2 separate regions of the Homo sapiens genome follow, and region 1 is linked to region 2. Evidence: read pairs that join two places in POLR2A ChIA-PET (ENCODE). Cell type or tissue: PC-9. All regions are shown on one strand. Links, peaks and the distances in the headings refer to the core of each region. The heading gives the core; the rest is flanking DNA.

Region 1 (4,405 bases), core at 248-4,247, 99 kb after region 2:
GGTAAAAAGTATCTCTCTGGATTCTCTTGTATTTTTCATTGCATTTAGTGCAGTACCCTAAACTTTGAATAACATGATGGGATCCATATGAGGTGCCACTAAGTGATGCTGGAAGTGCTCCAGGAAGCTGAAAAAAGGCATGACATTATGAAGAAAAAGTCGAATTGCTTCATATGTGCCATAGATTGAGGTTTGTAGCTGTGGTTGCTGGCCATTTCAGAATGATTTATCTTGTAAACAGACAGGTATCAATAAATATGGTACAGTGCTGTAAATGTAATTTCCTTCTGATTTTCTTAATTTTTTTCTCTAGCTTTATTGTAAAAATAAAGTATATAATATAGAATACAGTATATAATATTACAATACATATTGTAAGAATGCAGCATATAATACAGTACGCAATACATATAATACAGTTTATGCATTCATGGCATAATTTTATTTTTTTTGCTCCTTCTAAGCTACACAGTTCATCTTTTTTTAAATTGTTGTGAATTTCCAAAAAATTCTCCAATATATTTATTGAAGAAAGAAATCCGCGTATAAGTGGACCCATGTAGTTCAAACTGTGATGTTCACAGATCTGTACTTTAAATAATCTCCTGAGTACTCATAATACCTAGTATAATGTAATACAAAGGCTGGGTGCGGTGGCTCACGCCTGTAATCCCAGCACTTTCGGAGGCGGTGGCAGGCAGATCACCTGAGGTCAGGAGTTCGAGACCAGCCTGGACAACATGGCGAAACCCTGTCTCTACTAAAAATAGAAAAAATTAGCTGGATGTGGTGGCGGGTGCCTGTAATCCCAGCTCCTTGGGAGGCTGAGACAGGAGAATGGCGTGAACGTGGGAGGCGGAGCTTGCAGTCAGCCGAGATCGCGCCACTGCACTCCAGCCTGGGCAACAGAGCAAGACTCCGTCTCAAAAAAAAAGTAGTACAATATGTGTATTAATCTACTGTTTATGTTGTATTATGTTATGGGAAGGCTTCTGGTCACCAGTAGGCTGTTAGTAGTTTTCCATTAGTAGTTTTTCGGGAGTCAAAAGTTGTATGTGTGTGTGTTTTTTTTTTTTTTTTTTTTTTGAGACAGAGTTTTGCTCTTTTTGCCCAGGCTAGAGTACAGTGGCACCATCTCAGCTCATTGCAACCTCCGCCTCCCAGGTTCAAGCGATTCTCCTGCCTCAGCCTCCCGAGTAGCTGGGATTACAGGCATGCACCACCATGCCTGGCTAATTTTGTATTTTTCGTAGAGATGGGGTTTCATCATATTGGCTTGAACTCCTGACCTCAGGTGATCCATCTGCCTCAGCCTCCCAAAGTGCTGGGATTATAGGCGTGAGCCACCGCGCCCGGCTGTATGTGGATTTTTGATTGTGCAGGAGGTCGGTGCCCCTAACTCTTGTTCAGGGGACTCCTGTATATGGAAGGATGTGCATAGGTTACTTGGAAATACTATGCTGTTTTACATAAGGGACTTGAGCATCTGTGGATTTTGGCACCTGTGGACTTCCTGAAACCAATCCCCCAGGGTTACTGAGTCTATCTCTTTCCTGGTTAAGACAAGTTTTTGTTTGTCTTAAATTCAAATTTCTGGAAGCTACAATCTCACTGGCTCATCTTGGGTCAGTTGCTTATCCTTTTGATCCAGGTAGCTGGGTGGTGGTGGGAAAGGTAATGGAAGAATAAGAATCATGACTGGCTGTGTCCATTCTTGAGCTGGTAAGACAGTGCAAAAGAGATCTGCTATATTGCTCAATTAGAATACTTTTTAGACTGAAGCCCTGTGAGTGATTATTGCTGGGCTATCCTCTTCCAGATGCCTACTTCCCATTTCTTCCAGGCCAGGCTTACTTTAGTGGGTTTTACTTCTGTCCTGTAAGACTATGAAGATCACTTATTTTTAGTATAATACAGTTAGAACAGAAAGAGTTCTTGAAAAGTGAATAGGAAGTAAGAACCCCCCAAGGGAAAACTTAATAATTCAGACTATATTTTAGAATGCTGTTGCAGTAGGCTAGATGAGATATAGGAGTTACATTAAGGTAGAGGGAATGGAAAGAATGGAAAAGAAGAAATAGACCAAGGTAGAATTAATAGAACATAGTAATTGAAGAGGTAATATAAGGAGGAGGAGTTAAAAATGATTGATTTTTATATTATTTCAAATGGGAATGGAAAGAGATAAGTAGTTCAGTTTTAGATATTGTTTTAGTTTGCAGGGGCTGCTGTAACAAAGTACTACAGATTGGGTGCTTAAGAGAAATTTGTTTTCTCAACTCTGGAGGCTAGAAGTTTGAGATGAAGGTGTTGGTAGGCCTGGTTTCTTCTGAGGTCTCTCTCCTTGGCTTGTAGATGATTGTCTTCTGTGTCTTCATGTAGTCTTCTCTCTGTATGTCTTCATGTAGTTGTCCCTCTATGTCCTAATCTCTTCTTTTTTTAAAGACGCTAGTCATATTGGATTAGGGCCTACTCTAAGGACCTCATTTTAACTTAATTACCTCTTTAAAGATCCTGTCTCCAAATATAGTTACATTGTGTATACATGCAGGTTAGGGCTTCAACACGTGAATTACGGGGGGAGGGGCAGTGCAATTCAGCCCATGATAGACATGAATTCTTGAAGGCTTGGAAGACTGAAGCATTCCCTGTACACTTATTTTTTATAACTTAACTTCATTATAATATCTTTTTTTTTTTGAGACGGAGTTTAGCTCTTGTTGCCTAGGCTGCAGTGCAATGGCGCGATCTCGGCTCATGGCAACCTCCGCCTCCTGGATTCAAGGGATTCTCCTGCCTCAGCCTCCCGAGTAGCTGGGATTACAGGCATGCACCACCACACCTGGCTAATTTTGTATTTTTAGTAGAGATGGGGTTTCTCCATGTTGGTCAGGCTGGTCTTGAACTCCTGACCTCAGGTGATCCGCCCACCTCGGCCTCCCAAAGTGCTGGGATTACAGGTGTGAGCCACTGTGCCTGGCTGTAATACACTTTTTACTTTCCTGTCTCTCTCCTTCCCTTCTGTCACCTCTTAATGTATTCTGTAAAGATGGAATCAGGTTAATAAAGTATAATTTACACACAAATTTACCCTGTTTAGGGTGCAGTTCTGTTATAACACTTTTGAAATAGAATATTGGAGATTCCATGTCTTTTTTGATTACTTCCCCATTTACCAAATATTGGGTACATGTCTACTACGTATCTAGGACCTGTGCAACAATGTTTTCTGCATGTTTCATTTCTTCATTCCAAGTCCTTGAAAAGTGCCAAGAGGCATTTCTATTGAATGGAACAGTTTGAAGAGCATTGATGTAGCTAGAGTAGTGGTTTTCAAAGCTTTGTCCCAAGACCCCTTTACATTCTTAAAATTGAGGACCCAAAGGACTTTTGTTTATGTGGGTTTTATATGTAAAGATAGATATTTACCATATTAGAAATGAAGAATGAATACAAATTATTTAGAATATTTAAAAGTAACAATAAACTCAATATATGTTAATAAAAATAACGTTATCTGGATTATTATAAGACAATTGGATTCTCATCTCTCCCTTTGCAGTCACTTTGTTAAGTGTTTTGGTTAGTGTATATAAAAACTCGGCATCACACAGATTTATAGCTTGAAAAGGGATGAATATTTTCAGATGTTTGTATGTTCTTTGATACTATGTCAAAACTTGACAAGTGGTAGTTTCTTAACGTATCTGAAAACATGGCAGTCACCTTAAAAAATTAAATTAACTGTTAAATTAAAATCCATTTGTCTGGTAGTGTAGGATAGAGTCCAGAAATAGATCCACACATACATGGACAGTTGATTTTTGGACAGAAGTGCAAAAGCAATTGCATAAAATATAAAGGATATCGTTTTTCAACAAATGGCACTGGAATAGTTGAATAGCTGTAGGAAAAAAAAAAGAACTTTGAGCTATAGCTTGTACCATATACCAAAATTAACTCAAAGGGCTGTTAGACCTCAATGAAAAACCTAAAACTATGAAACTTCTAGGGGAAAATATAGGAGAAATTCTTCGGAATCTTGGGTTAGACCAAGATCTCTTAGGTATGACTCCAAAAGCATGATCCATAAAAGAAGTGGATAAATCAGATGGCATCAAAATTCAGAATTTCTTTCAAAATTAGAAAGACACTTAACAGAATGAAGACAGGATACAGAAGATGTATCTTATAAGGGGCTTGGAGTATATAAAAAATTCTCAGAACTCAGTAATAAGAAAACAATAACTCAGTTTTTAAAATGGTCCAAAGATTTGTATAGACACTTCACTAAAAAATACATGTACATGGCTATTAAGCATATGCAAATATGCTAAGCATCATTAGTCAAAACCATAATGAGACACCACTTCACACCTGCTAGGATGGCTATAATCAGAAAGAA
Region 2 (4,375 bases), core at 1-4,000:
AGAAAAGTGGACACTTGTCTATTTCCTTCCTTCTCTTTCCTTTGCTTTTGTGTTTGAGTGCACCTGCCTTACACCCAACTGTGCCTCTCCTTTTTTCAAACATTGTAATGAAGAATAAATACCCACTTTCTCTTAATACGATTGTGGTGGTTCTTTTCCCAGATTAAAGAGACTGGTGCTAACCTAGCAATTTGTCAGTGGGGCTTTGATGATGAAGCAAATCACTTACTTCTTCAGAACAACTTGCCTGCGGTTCGCTGGGTAGGAGGACCTGAAATTGAGGTAGGATGTTCCACGTGAAGAGACTTTGAGAAGTAGGGGTTCATCTTATGTGTTGAGGGGTGTTTTGATAGCCCTGCCTTAAATAACTGCATCACACCAAGGCTGGCAGATGAGGGGAGGGTGAGCTGGGAGAGAGGAAAGCGCTGGAATCTTTGTTACTGTTTGGATAACAGTGCTGTGTGTTTCTGGTGTTCCCTGGCATTTTGAAATTCTCTCCCTGTGTTGTCTCACTTGGCCCTGTCGTTGACTTACTAAGGCTGGAAGACCTGGTCTCATCCAAATACTAATGGCAGTCCCAGGCAACGGTGCCTCGGTGGTTCTCACTGCAGCGCAGTGCAAGGAACATGCAGGCTGGGTTCCCAGAGTGAGGGAGGGCTGCACAGATGGGAGATGAGGGTATGAGCTTAGGGGACGGGCGCCGGGTGATAGATCTGGGCAGCACCAAAGCCCCAATCAAGACGTCCAGCTCAAGAGCCTTGTTACCTAGCAAGGTGCTTTGGGTTGAACTGGAGATGTCTCGGTCAAAGTGGGGCAGCAGTTCTAGTGAACAAGTTGGTCTTAGATCAAGTTTTGCTCATTTGTGGCCCAGTTTTGAAAGTTAACTTCACCAGTACTGTCTTCATCCTTCTCCCTGACCACCCCAATTAGCTGATTGCCATCGCAACAGGAGGGCGGATCGTCCCCAGGTTCTCAGAGCTCACAGCCGAGAAGCTGGGCTTTGCTGGTCTTGTACAGGAGATCTCATTTGGGACAACTAAGGATAAAATGCTGGTCATCGAGCAGTGTAAGAACTCCAGAGCTGTAACCATTTTTATTAGAGGAGGAAATAAGATGGTGAGAATTCAACTATTTGTCCTATACTGTTGCTTATTTTGCTTCATGGTCTGGCTTTTTTGCCTGTGTGTATTTAACAGAGACACAGTCACCATAAGAAAAATAATCGTGGTTCTCAAACAATGACGTATCATGGTGTAAAATTACTGAAGACCATGTTAAATTGTTAATTTCACAAGGCACATTTGCCTTTCTGCTGTCCCTTAGAGTATACAATATACACTATGAGATTTTTATATCTTTTTAAATACTTAAACACAGTTTAAATATTCAAGTCCTGGATTTTAGAATGTTTGATACAGTTACATTAGGGGTTGGTTAAACTGCTAGCCCTAGCAACATAAGACTCATTTTAATTACAATATGGTATTATTACCAAGGATGACTTACATCTGTCCCTTAGGTAGAAAAAGGGAACCCAAGTGAATAACCATTGACGATCTCTGTTCTTTGAGAATGAGTTTTTAGCACATTGTGATAAATCTTTGCGAGTTTTGTCAGTTTTTGACTCTTGCTTGACCGTGTATCCTAGAATGAGTCACTGGCCGCCTCTGCCTCTTGAATTTTGTTAACTACATTGCAGGAAGGAAAGCTAGAAAGATAAATATTATCCGATAGTGGAGGCCATCTAAATATTAGAGCACAGCCTCTCTGTCTTTAAAAAGGTGCCAGATACTTGGCTCTAAATTGACTAGATCTTGATCACATTAATTCAGGCAAAGCTGTTTTCCTTAGATCATTGAGGAGGCGAAACGATCCCTTCACGATGCTTTGTGTGTCATCCGGAACCTCATCCGCGATAATCGTGTGGTGTATGGAGGAGGGGCTGCTGAGATATCCTGTGCCCTGGCAGTTAGCCAAGAGGCGGATAAGGTAAGGGATCTGTGCAGACTTAGTGAAAGATTCAGGCCTCGCTGATGGTGGAGACTGTGAAGCTGCGGAACAGCGAGGTGCTGGATGCAAAACAAGCATCGTGAGCTGTGTGTAGGTGACAGGTGTTTTAATCTAAGTTAATTCCCACGTTCCTGTATTCAGATTCTGGTTACCATAACCTAGCATTTCTCAGCTGTTTTCAGCCAGTTCGTCCTTGAAATAATAAATCTATAGTCTTTTAATGTTATTTGAAATTCAAAATTAATATTATAACTTAAAAATAAAGCCATAAGAGCTGCTGTATTTTGAGACATCTCTCACATGTATGTATACCCTCTGCCTGTATTCTGTGGTGACATTATAATATTCTGATAGATACAAAAATAAAGACAGCCTGTTCTTACAATTCTTTGTGAGCTGACTTTTCAAAGTATGTGATACAGTTGTGTTTTCACGGTGCCGCTGGGTTGTTTTGTTTCGCCAAGTGCACTCACCATACTTCTGTACCTTTCCAGTGCCCCACCTTAGAACAGTATGCCATGAGAGCGTTTGCCGACGCACTGGAGGTCATCCCCATGGCCCTCTCTGAAAACAGTGGCATGAATCCCATCCAGACTATGACCGAAGTCCGAGCCAGACAGGTGAAGGAGATGAACCCTGCTCTTGGCATCGACTGTTTGCACAAGGGGACAAATGGTGAGGAGCTGTCACGCCTCTGCGTGGAGGGGGGGGGATGTCTGATTTAAACTGAATAATCATCCACTGTATGTGCTGTGAGATGATGGTGTCTTTTTAAATATGTAAGCCCACTTCAGGTGTTCAAGTCCTGAATTTTAGAATGTTTGATTGCCGTAGGAATTGGTTAGACTACTAGACCTAGCAACATGAGACTCATTGTAATAACAGTAAAGTGCATATGGTACTATCACCAAAGATGACTTAGGTTTTAATCTCTGGTTTTTGGGAAGTAATGCCTTATTGCTGTTTTTACACAGATGTCTGTCAGTGGGCAGCATATATATAACAGCTCTGAAGTGGGCTTTAGTTCACAGTTCACTGTGTGGTTAATCCTGCACACTGTGGAGTGTTTTCTAAATGTAATATATAACCTCTGTAGCCACTTGTGTAGCTCGGCTCCCAAAAAGATATGGTGGCTGTAGCTTGTTGAAACAGTGGTCTCAGGCATTTCTGTACTAAATCAGGCCATGTCTGTAATCCATCCACAGAATGACAGCTTTTGCTTAAAGGTATAGGTACATTCTGCTTTCCATGCTCAAATTCCAAGGGTTTCAATAGTAGCAACTCTTTGTGAGGCAAACATTTAATGTTTCTAACTTGAATGCCTGGTTGTGCTCAAATTTAGCATTTCTAGGGCCGGGCGCAGTGACTCATGTCTGTAATCCCAGCACTTTAGGAGGCCAAGCCGGGTGGATCACCTGAGGTCAGGAGTTTGACACCAGCCTGACCAACATGGTGAAACACCATCTCTACAAAAAATACAAAATTAGCCAGGCCTGGTCAGGGCAGGCACCTGTAATCCCAGCTACTCGGGAGGCTGAGGCAGGAGAATCGCTTGAACCCGGGACGCAGAGGTTCCAGTGAGCTGAGATCGCACTGTTGTATTCCAGCCTGGGTGACACCTGTCTCCAAAAAAAAAATTAGCATTTCTAGATCTTTCTTGGAAATATCTTACATTTCAGCTGTGGTCAGATGGACTTACTTTAGATTTCCTAAGTTAGGGTATGGATACTTTGTGGGATAAGATGTTCCTGAAAAATGTCACCCTGTAGCTAGTCATTGAAGACAGTGCCCTCCCAACAGCTCTCTTTACCAGGTGCGAGTTCCAGAGTGTCCTTGGAAGTAATGAAATTACATTCATCTGAAAATGAAATATAACTGAAATTAGTGGCTTCCTGCTTGGCTTCCAGGAGTTTGTATTTCTTAAGTCTTACTGTGATTCCCTAAATCAGAAAGAGTTGGTTATTGATAGTTTATTGTATGCTATTTTAGGATAATCAGTGTCCTTGTATTTTTCAGATATGAAGCAACAGCATGTCATAGAAACCTTGATTGGCAAAAAGCAACAGATATCTCTTGCAACACAAATGGTTAGAATGATTTTGAAGATTGATGACATTCGTAAGCCTGGAGAATCTGAAGAATGAAGACATTGAGAAAACTATGTAGCAAGATCCACTTCTGTGATTAAGTAAATGGATGTCTCGTGATGCATCTACAGTTATTTATTGTTACATCCTTTTCCAGACACTGTAGATGCTATAATAAAAATAGCTGTTTGGTAACCATAGTTTCACTTGTTCAAAGCTGTGTAATCGTGGGGGTACCATCTCAACTGCTTTTGTATTCATTGTATTAAAAGAATCTG

Evidence for each region. ChIA-PET counts read pairs that join two places held together with the same protein. Peaks named below come from ENCODE experiments on the same cell type or tissue, not always from the same donor. Only the 100,000 strongest peaks of a DNase experiment are listed, where the experiment ranks them.
Region 1: POLR2A ChIA-PET joins it to region 2 with 12 read pairs; 26 of 35 experiments call an interaction of 5 or more read pairs at or near these places.

What each region holds. Positions count from the first base shown.
Region 1 is chr5:10,359,081-10,363,485 of GRCh38, forward strand. The region is part of intron 1 of MARCHF6 (membrane associated ring-CH-type finger 6); the gene reads left to right. Among named protein-coding and RNA genes, the nearest start is that of MARCHF6-DT, 7.2 kb to the left of the region's middle. In PC-9, for the core only: no CTCF peak of the experiment used is centred there; no DNase peak of the experiment used is centred there; H3K27ac peaks cover 629 bases.
Region 2 is chr5:10,260,630-10,265,004 of GRCh38, forward strand. CCT5 (chaperonin containing TCP1 subunit 5) reads left to right here. Exons shown (of 11, transcript NM_012073.5): 7 at 163-282; 8 at 931-1,116; 9 at 1,852-1,989; 10 at 2,505-2,685; 11 at 4,027-4,375. The coding sequence ends at 4,154. Among named protein-coding and RNA genes, the nearest start is that of CCT5, 13 kb to the left of the region's middle. In PC-9, for the core only: no CTCF peak of the experiment used is centred there; no DNase peak of the experiment used is centred there; H3K27ac peaks cover 896 bases.